Regions from separate parts of the Homo sapiens genome. Here region 1 is linked to region 2. Evidence: chromatin loops called from intact Hi-C (ENCODE). Cell type or tissue: endothelial cell of umbilical vein. All regions are shown on one strand. Links, peaks and the distances in the headings refer to the core of each region. The heading gives the core; the rest is flanking DNA.

Region 1 (8,337 bases), core at 165-8,164, 170 kb after region 2:
TGATGGACAGTAGCAGACCTTTCTGCTCATAATTTTGGTCAAGAAGTTGTGCTTTCTTATTTTTTTGTGAGATTTCCAACCAAAATAGATGATGAACTCATAAATATGAACTGGTCTCTGTGCTCCAGCAACTGATAGAAGCATTTCTCAACCTATTCCCACCCACTCCTGGGCCTTTCCCACTCACCAGGTAGAATTTTGAGAAAGAAATTGGCCTCCTTCAAGAGAGAAAGTTCAGGCAGAAACAGCACCCCAGGCATTACACAGGAGCAATCTTGTGCCCATTCAGAGACTAACCACAATCCAGATGAATCCAGACAAAGCCTTAGTTAGCACTTCACAGTTTTCAAAGGGCTTTCATATTTCTCACCTCCTGGGCAAGGCCAACTCTTCATTATACCCATATTTAGCACTCTGTATATGTCTTCATTGTGATGACGATGATGACTTTTTTTTTTTTTTTTTTTTTTGAGACAGAGTCTCACTCTGTTGCCCAGGCTGGAGTGCAATGGCACGATCTTGGCTCACTGCAACCTCTGCCTCCTGGGTTCAAGTGATTCTCCTGCCTCAGCCTCCCACGTAGCTGGGATTACATTCACTGGCCGTCATGCCTGGCTAATTTTTGTATTTTGTAGAGAAGGGGTTTCACCATGTCGGCCAAGGTGGTCTTGAACTCCTGACCTCAGGTGATCTGCCCACCTCAGCCTCCCAAAGTGCTGGGATTACAGGCATGAGCCACCACGCCTGGCCCATTGTGATGATTATTAATTAGATGATAATGATTGCTCACGTGTATTATTTCTTCAGTGTCTATCTCCAGGAGGACAAGGACCATGTCTAACTAGTTCAGCATTGTATTTCCAGCTCCTAGCCCAGTGCCTGGCACGTAGTAGGTACTCAATAAATATTTGTTGAATGAAAAGAAGCTGTAGCATTCATATGCCCATCACTCTCTAATGAAATATTTACAATTGAGCTAACAGGTCTAGTTCAAAAATTTATCTACTGCCAAAACAAATATCATGACATTTTTCAGAGTCAAAAGCAAATCTCTTTTTGGCTAATCCAGGTTACTACTTCATAGATAATCAGAAAAGGACTACAGACACCCCTAACCCTCACTGCTAATGAATCATCTTCCCATTTAAGAAGTTAGCGGACTATTTTCTTTCCAGTTTCATGTCATCAGTTTTACTTAAACAGTTGTCAACCCTAATGGGTTGTTTCTCCAAATTAATTCTTCTTGCTTTTTTAGGAAGATTTATAGCACATCACCCTCATTCTGATCTTTTTATTGTCCAAGATTCTCCTCCTATAAGATAACCATATGATTTAGAGACTGGCTTAAATGGCCCAGGACCTAGAATTCATAATATATATTTTTCAAATTTTAGGAAAATTTCAGATTTTTCCTGACTACTCTCTCCTGATTCCTACCCACAATGATTTCTTTTTTCTTTTCTTAAAATTTTCTTGTTGGAGACTCTAAAAATAAATAATCAGAGAGGTGCTGTATTCCTGGTGTTACCCCAGATTCACTGCAGCTGTGACGAAGGCTGCCAACACCGTCTAATGACACATTAAATACACTGTCTATGACTTGTCCTGTCAGGCAGAGCCAAAAGCTACTTTGATTAATTTTTATTTTTAAATGCAACTGCCATGTGGATATAGATCCTGCTTTTGTGACCTTTGGGCAGGGCACGTAATCTGTCTCTTTCACCTACTCTTCTACCTGCAAAATTGGTTTGACAATAAAATCTTTCTTTCTAAACTGATATGTAGTAAAAGATAAACTATACAGGAGCACTAGTGAAAAGATGCCATGCAAGTGCCTCAAAGTGATCTGTTTTCTGGACTCTCTGTGGCACATCTTGCATCTCTAACCAGTCTCCCTCAGCCATGTTCTAAGCCCCAGCCCCAGCATTAACCAGTTGTACAAGTAACAAATACAGATTCACCTTACTGCAAACTAAGTCAAATAAGAAAATAATTCTCCTGCTAACTAAAACACGCATCTTAGTATTCTAGAGCAAAATGCAGGTAACTTTTGGATAATCCAAACCACAGCTTTATAGGCAGTGATGACCAGCCTTCTTTGAGTACTCAGCATATGCCAAGAACTGTTTTCAGTGCACTGCATACATTATCTATTCAGTCCTAAGTACCCTGTGACATAGCTGTGATTATTAAACTTCATTTTTAGCCAGGCATGGTGGCTCATGCCTATAATCCCCGTGCTTTGGGAGGCTGGGGTGGGAGGATCACTTGAGGCCAGGAGCCTGAGACCAACCTGGGCAACACAGCCAGACCTTGTCTCTACAGATTTTTTTTTTCTAATTAGCTGGGCATGGTGGCACATGCCTGTAGTCCTAGCTACTCAGAAGGCTGAAGCAGGAGGATCACCTGAGCCCAGGACTTCAAGGTTACAGTGAGCTATGATTGTGCCACTGCACTCCAGCCTGGATAACAGGAGAGAGGCCCTGTCTCAAATAAATAAATTGCATTTTACATCTGAGAAGACTGAGGCATATAGAAATCAAATGGTTTTCCTGAGCTCACACTGACGGTAAGTGGTAGAGCTCAGATTTGAGTCAGCTGGCTTAGCCTTTATACTCCACTGCATTTCAAGATAATGATAACAACCATTTATGTGCCAGCAATTGGGCCGAGTACTTTAACATAGATTATCTCATTAAGTTCTCATAATAATCATCTCCATCTACAGATGATAAAAATGAGATTTAAAAGGGTTAATTTGCCACCTATCACAGAGCTAGTAAGTGATAGATTCTGAGCCAGAATTATAGAATTATAGCCAGATTATAGAGACTGACAACAAAAATACTAAACCATGTTGTGAAAGCCAGTGATGGCTCTACCTACAGTCTTCCATGGAAGACTCCCTCATCGTTTACAAGGACATGAAAATGTGTTTGCTGGACCTAGTGGGGAGAGAAATTCCTCTGCACTCTCCACTCTAATGGGTTTACAGGTAGGCCAAGGGCAAAATGAACTCCTGAGTAGGAGCCTGGAGTCTTTGTTGATGCAAGCTGTACCAGTGGATTTCAATTAGCCAGGAGGCTTTTGGAGTGCAAGCCCAGGCCATGGACAACTCACAAGAGAGAAGGTCCCAAAAGCTCCCCAATTCTGCCCCTAGCAACAGAGGCTTCCTGTAGCCAAGTCTGTCTCTGATTTGCAGGTGGGTGAGTTAAATTCACACAATCTCAGCCATAACTCTTAGAATGGGTTCTCCATTGCCCTAACCAGAAAGGCCCCAGAATGTTTGTCTCCAGTGATCAAGGCCTGCCATCTGCTGAAGTTTTGCCCTTTGCTTTGTCATCACATGAACCTAATGCTCTACAATTTACTCTGCCCTTTATCATCAAATATTGCCCCTGGTACAATCAGGGATACAGTAGAATTGTGCAGGACCAAAGGAAATAAGGACAGGTCTGAGAGAAGGGAGGGGATAGAGCAAAGAATCTTGAAACCCTCGGGTTGGTGATTCTGGATTTGTGGTGCTGTGGGAGACAGGGCAAATATTTCCGTGATAAAAGGGACTTCTGAATAGGAAGAAAAGTAAGAGGAGAAAAAGAGGGATACCCTCTGGGGCATCCAGTGCCACCAGTATAATGATCACTAAACAGGGTGAAAGGGAAGGCACCAGGAAACCGGCCCAGAGAGTGTGGTTATACAGTAAAATTAAAGCCAAGGTTGTCCCCCTTTGCATTTCCTGTCCTCCCAGCCCCTCCCATTTAGACCATATCCATCTTTTCCCGTGTGGAAAAAAAGAGTTCACTTGACTCTCCTTTGCAGACTTGGAGTAAGCCTCTTTTCTTTGCCCTCAGGCTCTGAAGGCGTCTACTACAGTGCGTGGAGCAAAAGAGAGACGGCATCGCCCCCTCGTGGCGCAGGGCCAAGCTCTGCGGTATTCCGGACGCTGTCCTGGGCTGCCCAGACAGGGGCACCCCGTGGGAGTGGAAATGCTGTCCTCAGAACCTCTGGCTGTTGAATGACTTGTGTCTTGTCAGAATGGTGAGATCCCCGAATGCCATCACCCTGTTCCTTCTACCCTCCCCATTGATGTTCACACAGGTCAGCTAAGCTAGACCTGTCTGCAGTGTGTTTTGAAAACAGGTTGCCCCTGCAAGAAAACTCCTGGTTTAGTAAATCAGCACATCAGGGCTAGAGAAGAAAAGAGTTGTGCTGTCTTTGTTTCCATTTCAGTCCATTCTGCCAAGTTGAAGCAGAATGATTTTCATTCATCTTAAATCCCCCCAAAATATTTTTTTTAAATAAACCTCTCAAACCAAACACCATCACATATGTACCCTAAGGAATACTAAGTCACCTCTTCAGGCAACGGAAAGAAAGGACCAGAGAATTGCTGTCAAGCCTAGGGTGGGTGGAGGAGGCAGGGAATTAATTTTGTTGAGTGGATAAAGGTCTGGGCCTCAATCCCAAAAGCCCAGATTGGGGCATCGAGCCTACAGCACCCCTGTCAGTCACTCCCTGCTGTCCCTGGAGCCTGGGCAGGCAAACAGTCATCCTTCTGCACTGTCTCTCTGGGACAGCCGGAACCTTTGCCCCCATCCCGAGGTCACCCTCTCCCAGAACCTCCTCTGCCTCTGGTAAGAGGAGGTAAAAGGAAGGGGGACACAGGAGGTCCATCAGAGCATGGATGAAGCTGCCCCTACATCAGAGTGCAGAGCTTGGAGTCTAGCCCCATCCTGGCCAACACAGAAGCAGGGAGTGAGAGAGGCAAAAACGAGGAGCCAGCCTGTTTCCATAGATACAGATTTCAGTTGCATTTTATGACAGCCGTGCCAGGCTGCCTGGAGAGGCATTGTTTGGATGTCTAGGGACCCGCTCAGAAGGAAAATGAAGTAAGAAGCGATTTTTTTAAGATTCAAGTGGTTTCCCCTCCCAGTTTCAGATTGAGATCCACCTCCGCCCTCTGGCCTTCTGGCAGAGGTCATCCCTGGTAGGACACTTGCCTTTAGTACAGCCTGGGCAGATTTAGGCCCTCCAACCCCAGGCCTCGAAGATCACAGTCAAAATGATTCTTAGAAGCAAGCCTGCTGTCCCTGGAGCCTGGGCAGTCAAACAGCCATCCTTCTGCACTGTCTCTCTGGGACAGCCGGAGCCTTTGCCCCCATCCCGAGGTCCTCCTCTCCCAACACTGCTAGTGCTTCTCTAACAGCTGCTCTGTGGCTGAAGGAGTTCCAATTTCCCAGCCCCTGGTGACCTCTTGTGAGGGCTGCCACTGAGGCTTTGAGAGAAGAAGGCTCACCTGGTCTCCTGCTGGGGGCTCAGCCTGCAGCTGGGGAAGGACTCCCCTTACTTCTAGATTCAAAACACTCATTTTCCTTTGCCACTCCTACATCTTCATCTCCTACATCTTCATCTCCTACCTCCTCATCTAGGTGGTGCCCTTCTCTCTACTCATCACTCATTCATTTCTCCAAACCCATTGAGTTCTTTCATTTGCCAGGCCTTTATAAAATAGACGTAAGAGACTTTCCCTGTACTCAGAAATCTCACAGACTAGTGGGGGATGCAGACACATAAGTGAACTACTAGAAAACAACTTAGATAGGGTCAAGTAAGAAGTCCTGGGGAAGTTAAAGCCCAAACTGAGCCCCAACGGATGAGTCAGTTAGGGGAGAGGAGATTCAAAATAGAGAGGGGACTGCGTAGGCAAAGGCATAGAGGCAAGAAACAGGATTATGTGCATAAGAAACTCGGTAGATCATAGGTGCTGAGAGCCAGTGCAAAGCTATGAGTGGCAAGAGATGGGCTGGAGTAAATTGGCAGTCATCAGACAGCAGAGGGCCCTATGTGCCATGCTAAAGGCCCCAAGCTTCCTCCTGCAGTGGTTCTTCAGCCATGGCTCACGGAGTTCCAGGGCTCCACTGTGGTGCCTCAGGGGCAGGACTAGGGGCCTCTCACTCTCAACCTGAGTGATTTTTTTTTTTCCAGACAGAGTTTCACTCTAACTCAAGTGATCCGCCCGCCTCAGCCAAAGTGCTAGGATTACAGGCATGAGCCACCGCACCCAGCCCTGAGTGACTTATTTTATATGTACTTGAATAGGTGACAGCAAACCACAGTGAGATTAAAGTCTGGGAAGGACACGATAAAAGAGGCATGTATGGGAAGGACATGATCAAACGACGTTTCAAAGAGACCACTCCAGTTTCTAGGCCTCACTTCCAACCATTCCTCAGGGAAGTCTACTGCCCAAGAAAATCTCTGATGGTAATACATGATTTACAGCAAAAATGAAGACTTCTTCAGTACATCTGTGATAATTATTTCCAAACTTCATCCTGAGAAAAGAAAACGAAGTGGGATCCCTTTCCCTTAGACTTCAGAGCTGTTTTCACCAGCTGGCTGTGCTGATCATGCCATCTAGTGGTAGGAGTGCAGCATGACTCCAAAAGGAAACAAGCTTGCATTTCTTTCTGAATATCTGTATTATCTTATTTAATCCTCAAAAAACCTTGGCAAAGTATGTCTCATTAATATACCCATGTTACAGGCCATAAAACTGAGAGATGGGAAGAAAACAATATTTGTTTTGAGTCTCCTGTGGGTTAGGAACTATGTCAGCTGATGTACATGAGATGCATTATCCCCACTTACAAGACAGACAAACTGAAGACCTTGGTGACTGAGAGACCAACTAGATTAAGCTACAGACACTGAGGTTTTCCTGCTTCCAGGTCTAGATTCATTCCAAAAAATCTGGTCAGATTCAAATCTCTAACTTGAGTTGAAAAGAAACCAAGTAGTAAAGAATGAGGAAAGAGGCAAGCCTTTGTGAAATTCAGAGTAACTGGCACAGACAGACCACAGCTATTTCTTTGTCATGAATGGCAACCAAAGCACAGTTGTATATTAGATTCTAGAATAATTATAGGAAGAATAATTACCACCGGAATATGCAAATTATAGGAATCTGTGAGCCTAAAGCCAATCAGATGCCCAGCAAGTACGTTTCTTAAGAGTGAGTGGCTGCTTTCTGTAGAACAGAGCATCGCTTGGAGCCAGGAAAAACTGAGAATTGTGGTTTGAATGGAACCTTAATTCCACATCTGAAACCTTAATTCCTCTTTGCCATGTAATATAGCATATTCCCAGGTTCCAGGGATTACGACGCTGACATCTTTGCGGGCCATTATTCTGTCTTTCACATACATTGAGACCAAAAAGACCAAGTACCTATAAGAGGACCAACCCAGACGGGCTGTGACAATTACGCTGTTGCTTCTGAGTGAGAAGTTACAGGCCCAAGAAAGGGTAATGACAGCCTTAGAGATACATAAAAGAGACAAGCAATTTCCAAAACAAAAAGCAAAGGCAAAAAGAAAAATAAAAAAGCTCTCTCTCCGTAAAAAGGTAGAAAATATGCCTATAAAGGAGAAAAACAGGGCTGGATGTGGTGGCTCACGACTGTAATCCCAGCACTTTGGGAGGCTGAGGTGGGCAGATGACCTGAGGTCACGAGTTTGAGACCAACCCAGCCAATATGGTAAAACCCCATCTCTACTAAAAATACAAAAATTAGCTGGGTATGGTGACACACACCTGTAATTCCAGCTACTCAGGAGACTGAGGAACAAGAATTGCTTGAATCCAGGAGGTTGCAGAGAGCCGAGATTGCATGACTGCACTCCAGCCTGGGTGACAAGTGAGACTCTGTCTCAAAAAAAAAAAAAGTTAAAATTAAAAAAATAAAATAAAAATAACATTCTTGCTCTTTCTCACCTATCTCATCCATCAGTGATATCTGAATATAGTACAAATCAGGCATCCAGAGCCATAAAATGCAAGACAAAAACACATTGGAAAAGCGAAATGTCACAGATAATCCCCAGGTTTGACTTTCTGATTTGCGAATCAGAAGAGGCCCTTGCAAATGATGATAAAATCTGTCTCCAGATGCACCAAGATGATGAATTATATATATGTATATATAGTTGACCCTTGCACAAAATGATTTAAACTGTGCGGGTCCACTTATACACAGGTGTTCTTCAATAAATGCAGTCTGCCTTCCGTATTGTCTCCATATTGGTGGGTTCTGCATCAGCAACCAAACATGGGTAGGAAGGCAAGATTTGGAAATCTGCATTATAGTAGGGCTCACTTTTCATATCCACGGGTTTCATAGGGCAGACTACAGGACTTGAGTTTGTATAGATTTTGGTATCTGCGGGTGGTCCTGGAGCCAATCCCCCACAGATACTTTGGGATGACTGTACTCCTTTATTATCATTATGTTTAATGCCAGCAGAGAAAGAGGACTAAAAACTAGGAGGAGAATCA
Region 2 (8,337 bases), core at 110-8,109:
AACTCACGAAAAATTTACTTTTTGTTTAGCATATAATCAAGAAGTAACAATAAGTATAAGCAGCTGAGTGGCCCATGCTTCTGCTCTGCCTATGGAGTATACATTTTTTATTCCTTTACTTTCTTAATAAACTTGCTATCACTTTACTCTATGGACTTGCCCTGAATTCTTTCTTGTGTGAGATCCAAGAACCCTCTCTTGGGGTCTGGATCGGGACCCATTTCTGGTAACAACAGGGTCTCACCCACAGTGTCTTCTGGCCCTGCCAGGCCCTCCAGCTAAGCAGGGAATTATACTAAGCAAGAGGAGCAAGTCAGCGAAGGAGCTCTGGGGCTAGGGCGGCTGTAAGGGCTCTAGGGGCACATGGCGGCTCTATGCTGTGGCCTAAGAGAGGCATTTTTAACATCTGGGTGGTGACCCTGCTGCCATCAGAGTTCAGGAATTGCTGAGAGGAGAAGCAGCACCTGTTCTCTGGGTCTCTGCAGTGGCAGCAGCTGAGATGGTAATAGGTGTGCTGATGCCTGAGGAAGTGGAATCCCAGCTGAGGGAGTGGTCAAGCGCTGGCAGCAGCTGCGAAGGGCAGGGGCCCAGCTGGTTAAGGAGAGAGCCCTGGCTTCTCCGCCTTCACAGTAATCCCTTCACCTGTGCTCTTGGGCCCATCCTGACTTTTCCTCACAGTCTCTTGCTTCAACCACTTCCCCTACTCATTTCAGGCTTCCTCCTATTCCATGGTCTTTCTCCCCTCAGCCTGCAAATATGCTTTGCTCTCCCCTTTTCTAAAAACCTCTTCTGTCTCCTGGGACCACTTCTCTTAGGTCTTAGCCATCCCTCAAAAAAACAAACACACAAAACCATACTCTTCTACCATTTAGTCCTGTTTCCAACCAACAGCTATAGTTGCATTTGTCTTTCCTTAGCAAACATGTTAAATGAGCTATCCATATACCTGGCCTTCCTCAGCAACTTACCCATTTATGAATTTATGCAATAGGCAATGTATTGAGGACCTACTATGAATAATAGACTGGGAATAGAGGATAGATTACGGTTTCTTCCCTCAGAGGAGTTCTCTGCCTAATAGAGGACATAAATGGGTTAAAAAATTTACAGTATAATGTGATAAGTACAACAAAGAAGGGAAGTACAGTGTTCAGAGGTATAATAACACAAAAGAGAGAGTCATCGACTAGAGAGAAGACAGGCAGAGATCGAAGATGGTTTCCTGAGGGATGTGGAGTCTGAACTAGATTTCGAAGGACAACAGGAAAATGTAGGGGAAAACACAGTTTCTTGGAAGCTGAATAAGAGATATCAGTCAACTTCATCTACTGCCACAGAGAGATGACATAAAATGAGGAAAACACACAGATAAATTAGCAGCATGGAGGTCATTATGGGACTTTGCCGATAAATCAAAATAGAGAGGATTGCAGTGGGATGAGAAGCAAACAAGGTGTGAGAAGGTAGAGGTTTTGGCAGAAGCCTAGCTGAGATGGGAGAGCATTGTAAGGCAGCAGCTAGAGAGAAGTGCAGGGTGGGAGGAGAACTGCCAAGGTTGAGAGAGAGACATACCAGTTGCCAGCTCCTTAGGGATGTCACAAGGAATCAGTGAGTTAATACACGTGGAGTGCTTACACAATGCCCAGCACACACTCCATAGGTGGTGTGGCCAGAATGCAAATTCTCATGCCTGGGTGCTAATCCCATGCTTATTTCATTGCATCAGGAAGGCCTGGGGGGAAATTTCCACATTCAGAGAGTTCTTGGGTAATGGGGAGAGATGAGAGAGATTGGGTAGTGCCATTTGAGGCCAGTCAGAGGTCTTATGGCTCATTCAGGAGACACAAGGCTCTGAGCTTCCTATGTTCTGACAGGGTCAAAGTTTCCCTCACCAATTCTCCCCACATGGCTTCTTAGCCAGACTTCTTCAAAGAGGCTGATCGCAAACCACCTTACCTCATGACAGCCCCCCAGACATCCCTGCATGCCTCCCAGCAGAATATTTCAGGTGGGCAGCTTAGCCATCAGGGGAGGGGACTGCAGCTGCTGAGGACAGCTGAGCTCCAGTCCTTGCTGTTCTATTGGCTGCCCAGTGAGTGGAGAAGGTGATGGGGGTGGGGCGATGTCCTTAGGGAGGAGGGTTAGAGGAAGCTCCCAGATGGGACACCACCACAGGAGGCTGTGATCACACTGACTGAAGGAAGTAGCAGGTCCCATTCAGTCCCTGACCTGGGGACAGTCTCAGAAGGGAACAGTCTCATGAGTCCAATTTTAAAGAATTGCTGAATTGTCTGAAATAATGGATTTGGAATTTTTTTCCACTTGGGATAGTAAATTCCACCAAGAGAGGAAATAACTTATAAATGATTAACATTGGCATAAGTTAATATTTCTGATTGCAGGACCTTGTCAAATGGAAGGCCGCGTAGGATTTGGAGAGGGGAGAAAGGGAAAAGAGAAAAAATACTCTGAGTAGGGGACCCTGCTAATGAGAGAGCAAGCCTGTTGGGTGGTAAGGATTGAAGTGGGGATGATGGGATGAAATCTATGAGGGTTCAGGGGGCTCCTAGAATCCTAGGAATATGGAGGATCTGAGGGGAAAGAGAATACATTGGTTGAGAACATACCATGTGCCAGGTACTCAGCTAAGCAGAGTAGATACAATGAGTAAATCTAAGTTTCTGACCTTTCAGAATCCACAGTCTGAGACTGAGGGGAAAAAGGTACATTTCAGTAGAAGGTGTGAACCACTATGGTGGTTACAAGCATGGCACTGAACCAGCCTGCTTGGATCTGAATCCCAGTTCTGCCACTTATTAGTTGTATGGCTTTGGGCGAGAGTCTTAACCTCTCTGTTTCCATTTCTCCATCTATAAAATAGGGATAATAGTAGTAGCTACTCATAGGGTTGTTGTGAGGAAAGAATGAGTTAATACACATACAAAGTGCCTCAACCAGTACCTGGAATAAAATAAACACTATTGTAGGGTCCTCCAACTTCCCCCACTTTTTCTCTGGTCCTGCCGGGAAACGTAGAACACTTGCACCACTCTCCCAGCCAGATATATGTTTTCTCCTGCAGGCTTGAACCCAAGTGGGGCCCTTGAACATTTCCAGGCACCGATAAAGGTGTTTGCATTTTTGCCCAAAACCCTGAAAGAGACTAGCCCCAGCCCCGAGTCAAACTCCTTAAACCCTCTTATAAGCTCCATACCCTGACTTTCTCATTGCAGACATACCTAGGTAGGACATCCCTTGTCTCATTGTCCTTCGGGAGGATGCTCTCCAGCCCCCCTCTGTAATACAGTTCACCTGATACAGTAAATGCTTTTAACTAATCACCTTGACATTTTAGTACTTCTTTCTTTGGAATCCCAACTGGCCCCATCCTGGAATCATTTGGGGCAGTCCCTTGCAGGAACTCCTCTGCCCCTGCTTTTGGGTGACTCCAGCTGTGGGTTCAGCCACAGAGGCTGACATCAGGTTTTGTCACAGAGGCAGGCATCAGGTACTATGGGAGAGGTGACCAGAGAAATCTCAAGAGGCAAGTTTGTCCCCTACACAACCGGGAATTTTTCTGTGCCTTTGCCTTTGTTTCCCTTTTTCTTTCCTAGGTCTCTACCGAATCACTTGCTTCCTCACCCCGCCCTGCAGGGCCAGTGATGTGCCATCACAAGCCAGTGCAGTAAGTGCCTGACACTCCCAATGCCCCTTTGATAAGGAAGGCTCTGCCTCCAGGAAACAGAAGCTGTCTTTATCTTTTATTCCTGTCCAGTGTGCTTTCCTTCAGCCATCTCCTTTAATCATCCACATTGTCCACCTGAGCCCCAGTTCTGAGGTCCTTTCCCTGGGACCCTTGAGGTTCTCACACAGTCTGGGCAGTGGGTGTCGCTGGTCTCCAGCTTTTCCTGCTCTTAGCGATCTGCAGTAGTCTCTTTCCTCCTAGGTGCAGTGTGCTCTGGTTCCCTGAGCCATCCAGGGATGTTAGGAAGATCAGGAACCAAAGACAAGTTCAGGGAAGGAAACAGAATGTCTTAGGGCTCTTCAGAAGCCCTAAGAGCACGAGCCTAGAGATATGGATATGGCTCACCCTGACTGCCTCTAGCTCGTCAGGTGACCCAGCACCTCACTCCACCTCAGTTTCCTTTCCTAGATGTAAAGTGAGAGGGTTGGATGAGGTCAGTAGTTTGCAAACTTTTCTCTACCATGGAACTCTTTTACTATTTCTCTTTGCATGGACTTTATGTTTGAAAAGATTTGATCAGCTCAAAACACCCTGCCATTTAATAAATTATTTTTCCATTTTTTAAAATTTATTTTTATTGTATATATTTAAGGTAAACAACATGATGTTTTGATGTACATATACATAGTAAAATAATTATTACAGTCAAACAAATTAATACATCCACCACTCTCCATAGTTACCCCCATCCTTTTTTTGTGGTAAGAGCCCCTAAAATCTACTCTCTCAGTGAATTTTCAGTACACAGTACAATAATGCATTATTACTATAGTCCTCATGCTGTACATTAGGTCTCTTAGTCATTCTACCTAACTGCAAATTCCTACCCTTTGACCTGCTTATCCCCATTTCCTCCCTCCCCACTCCTGGTAACCACTCATCTACTGTTTCTATTTTTTTAACTTAACATATTTTTTAGGTTCTGTATATAAGTAAGGTTATACAGTATTTTTCTATGTCTGTCCTATTTCACTTAGCATAATGCCCTCCGCATTTATCCGTATTGTCACAAATGGCAATACCTTCTTTTTAAAGACAGAATAATACTCCATTGTGCATGTGTGTGTGTGTGTGTCTGTGCATATATATATCCATATACATATATATATATCCATATACATATATACATATATATCCATATACATATATACATATATATCCATTTTAAAAATCCATTCATCCATCAATGAGCACTTAAGTTGTTTCCATATCTTGGCTCTTGTGAATTAATATGGGAGTGCAGCTATCCCTATGAGGTGCTGATTGCCTTTCCCTTGTATAGATACTCAACAGATAGATCATTTTCCATCCTTTATTACTCAAAGACTTAAATCAGCAAGAGAAAGGAATTTTGTAACACAGAATTGACAAAACCTTAACTAAAGCAAACGTGAATAAGCCTGCCTTTTCAAAAGCTTTTGTATAATTGCTAGTAAACGCACGATTTCCACTAGACTTTTTTGAAATATTGAAAATAGCACTGGCTCTGCCATTGGCCCTTTAGTGTAAACCTGAGCATCTAAGGTCTCTGGGCTGGAAGAATTTCACTAGATGATTTCTCAAGTCCCTTCCACTGCAAAAATGTTCTAAATCTATGATCTCCTTGTGTCAATAGTGAGTTGATGCGAGCTGGAGGTTGGAGGTCCATACAAAAGGGGCATGTTAGGGCTGGCTGCAGCTCTGTGTTTAGTACAGTCTTCCTCCATTTTGATGCTATCATTCAAAATTGGGGTTACTTTCACCGGGGTTGGGTTGAAGTCTATCTTTACTGAGTTTATGAAACAAGTTTACCACAGTAAATATGTCAAAACTCCCAGTAGGCTGGATGTGGTAGCTCATGCCTGTAATCCCAGCACTTTGAGAGGCCGAGGTGAAAGGATCGCTTGAGCTCAGGAGTTCAAGACCAGCCTGGGCAACATAGTAAGACCCCATCTCTACAAAACAAACAACAACAACAAAAAGCAAAACTCTCAGTAGCTTGTGAGGGTTGTTGGTAATGACATGGGAAGCACAGCATTTCCTAGCATTTAACCTCTCCAGTCCCATGTATGTACCCATGAAAATGATATCCCAATAATGTATCATTTTTGCCATCTGAAATATTTTAACTTCCTTGGAAATTTTATAGCACTGACAAAACCACGTATTAATTGATCCAATCTATTTTGAGCCAGGAGCTGTGCTAGGCATTGCTGGGAGGGCTACTGAAGTATATAATAAGGTAAGCTTAACTGAATTTTTACAAAAATGTTTTTTAGCAGATAAGTCTTTGCAAATCATATGCATTACAGAGGTTTTGTTCTCATTCTCACTCCTAGGGAAACACAAAAAGAGATGGAGCAGTAAACAGAGAATCAAAGGGATCTGGGGGAGGTAAAGTCTGCTTGCTGTTGCCACGGAAGCAGACCTAACAAAGAAGTTAGGACAAACGGCTTCTGCTGTGTGAGGTGGGGGTCCACTTCCTCTGTACTGGCTGGGCATCATTAGTTAGTAGAGATATAAAAAAATATGCTGAATGCAGACCAGAAATGATTCAATAAGTCCATGAAAGAAATATTTATTACACACCTACCATATGCCAAGCATGTGTAGGAATACAATGGCAAATATGTCATGGTCCTTGTCTTCAAGGAGTTCTGAAACCAAAGAAGTCACATAGGGAAATACGCACCCCTGGGTGAAAAGTGCCACAGGAGTACCAGGCAACACAGGGAAGGGAATGGCTAATTCCGTTGTGGGTTACTGGGGCCACCTCACAGAGGAAGTGACATTGAGGCTGGGCCTTGAAGTAAGTTTTAGCCTAATTACAAAGGGCTTCGAAGGCATAGAGAGCCATATGACAAACTTGTGAACACTCATTATCAGAGGTGGCTGGACTTGAGTGGGGGAAAGGTGAAAACGAAGAGAAACTAGTATTGGGCCAGAGTGAGAAAAATCTGGCACTGTTACAAGTCATCACTTTACTTAAAATAAAAATATTTATTTTCCCCAGGATTCAGGGGTGTGTGGTTCTCAGGAGACTATTTAGCCAATGATTGGACAGACATTCAGTAATCATGAAAAACAAGCTGTTATTTTAGATATTAATAGTTAACAGGTAAGAAGTTCTATTTACAAGCATTTTTAATTTGTCTTAAAAAATAATTTTAGAATTTCTATAAATCACCCATTTTTAGTTATGTAAGGCATAAAAGTATTTTTTAAAATTGAATATGCTTCCAATATGCCACAGGAATAGGTTTGATTTGACAAACAGATTTGTCAAGTAGACAAAGGACAAATATTTTCATTTTATACTAACAATTTATGCTGTAAATATATCCATTATTGTGTTCATAACTATGTGTTGCTCTCTCAAGGCACTGGTCTTGTTAAGCATAGGGAAAAAACAAGATTAATTGTGTTTACAATAAAATACATGAATAAATAAATAAAATATTTGAAAGTTTTATGGATAACTATTACATTCTGATTAAAAGGTATATGTTGAGCTGTCTATAGGAAGTTAAAGTAAAGGAGACTACACTGTGGTATGTGGGATGTGAGAGTGTGTGTATATAGAAAAGGGAGGAAGTTGGACAGAGATACATTAAGAAGAGAGGCTGGGAATAGTTTCTGGGACATTATTTTGTGCAAGCAAATGACAATTAAAAAGTTAAACAAAGAAAGATATCAAAGAGTGAAGATTTTATGAGTTACATAAATGAAGAAAGGAAAGAAAATTTTAGTACTTTAGGAAAGAATGCAATTAAATATACATGAAGCATGCATAAGTGTGTGTCTATAGTACATGCAGTACACAAAATATACATTACTGAATGTGTGTGCCTATGCAATAATTATTTATTAAGCACTTGCTATGTGCCAGGAACACACAAGGCTATTTCTTCCTTTCTTGGCATTTTTACTGGATTTCTATGCATTTGACAAAGAAAAGCTGTAGAATTTTCTACAATGATTTGAACTTTCTTCCACTATATAATAATTGCATGGGGGTATATTTTTAAATATATCAAGTCAGAGCCGAGGTGTAACTATGGGTGAGTTTTCCCAAAATAACCAATCGCTGTCAATTTTGTGAGTGCGTAGTGCCTTTTTCTTTTTTTTGTCTCAGTCCAGAGCACTCTCTCAGAATTTAATTCTGAATAATGCCGTGTTATTTATTTATTCATTTTTAAGTTTCTACTAGACCTCAGGTTTTGTGAATTGAGTTGAGTACACTCCTCAGTTCATGGCTCCCTATGATTGTTGTCTTATTCGGGGACCTTTTAAATTTTTATTCAGTTTTTCCCTTTATCCCCTCTCGATCCTTCTCCCTTGCCTGTAGGTTCCTACTCCTGTGTTTTTAATGTATGTCCTTTTCATTCACTTTCCATAAATTTATTACATAGAGGGGGTCTAGGTTGGAGGAGCTGAACTGTAACCTCAAAGGAGGTCAGAACTGTGGACTCGCTGCCTTTTATCCCTTTTGAGGCTGGAGGATCAAAGGTTAGAGATAAAATTGTTTAGAGGAGTATCAAATGTTAGAGATAAAGGTGCTTTAGACACTCTCAGCCCTATCTATATAGATTCCACCATCACCCAATAAGACA

The links. Hi-C counts contacts between places; a loop is a spot of excess contacts. Peaks named below come from ENCODE experiments on the same cell type or tissue, not always from the same donor. Only the 100,000 strongest peaks of a DNase experiment are listed, where the experiment ranks them.
Region 1: it touches region 2 in a loop (17-fold over the local background); 91 of 110 quality-filtered maps call a loop at or near these places.

The regions. Positions count from the first base shown.
Region 1 is chr1:147,886,481-147,894,817 of GRCh38, forward strand. No RefSeq gene overlaps it. Among named protein-coding and RNA genes, the nearest start is that of GJA8, 12 kb to the right of the region's middle. In endothelial cell of umbilical vein, for the core only: CTCF peaks have their summits at 3,904 (motif pointing left) and 6,421 (motif pointing left); DNase peaks (open chromatin) are centred at 3,901 and 6,421.
Region 2 is chr1:147,720,214-147,728,550 of GRCh38, forward strand. All of the region lies in intron 2 of LOC105371230 (a long non-coding RNA gene), which reads right to left. All of the region lies in intron 1 of LOC102723321 (a long non-coding RNA gene), which reads left to right. Among named protein-coding and RNA genes, the nearest start is that of GJA5, 36 kb to the right of the region's middle. In endothelial cell of umbilical vein, for the core only: a CTCF peak has its summit at 3,890; a DNase peak (open chromatin) is centred at 3,918; H3K27me3 peaks cover 997 bases.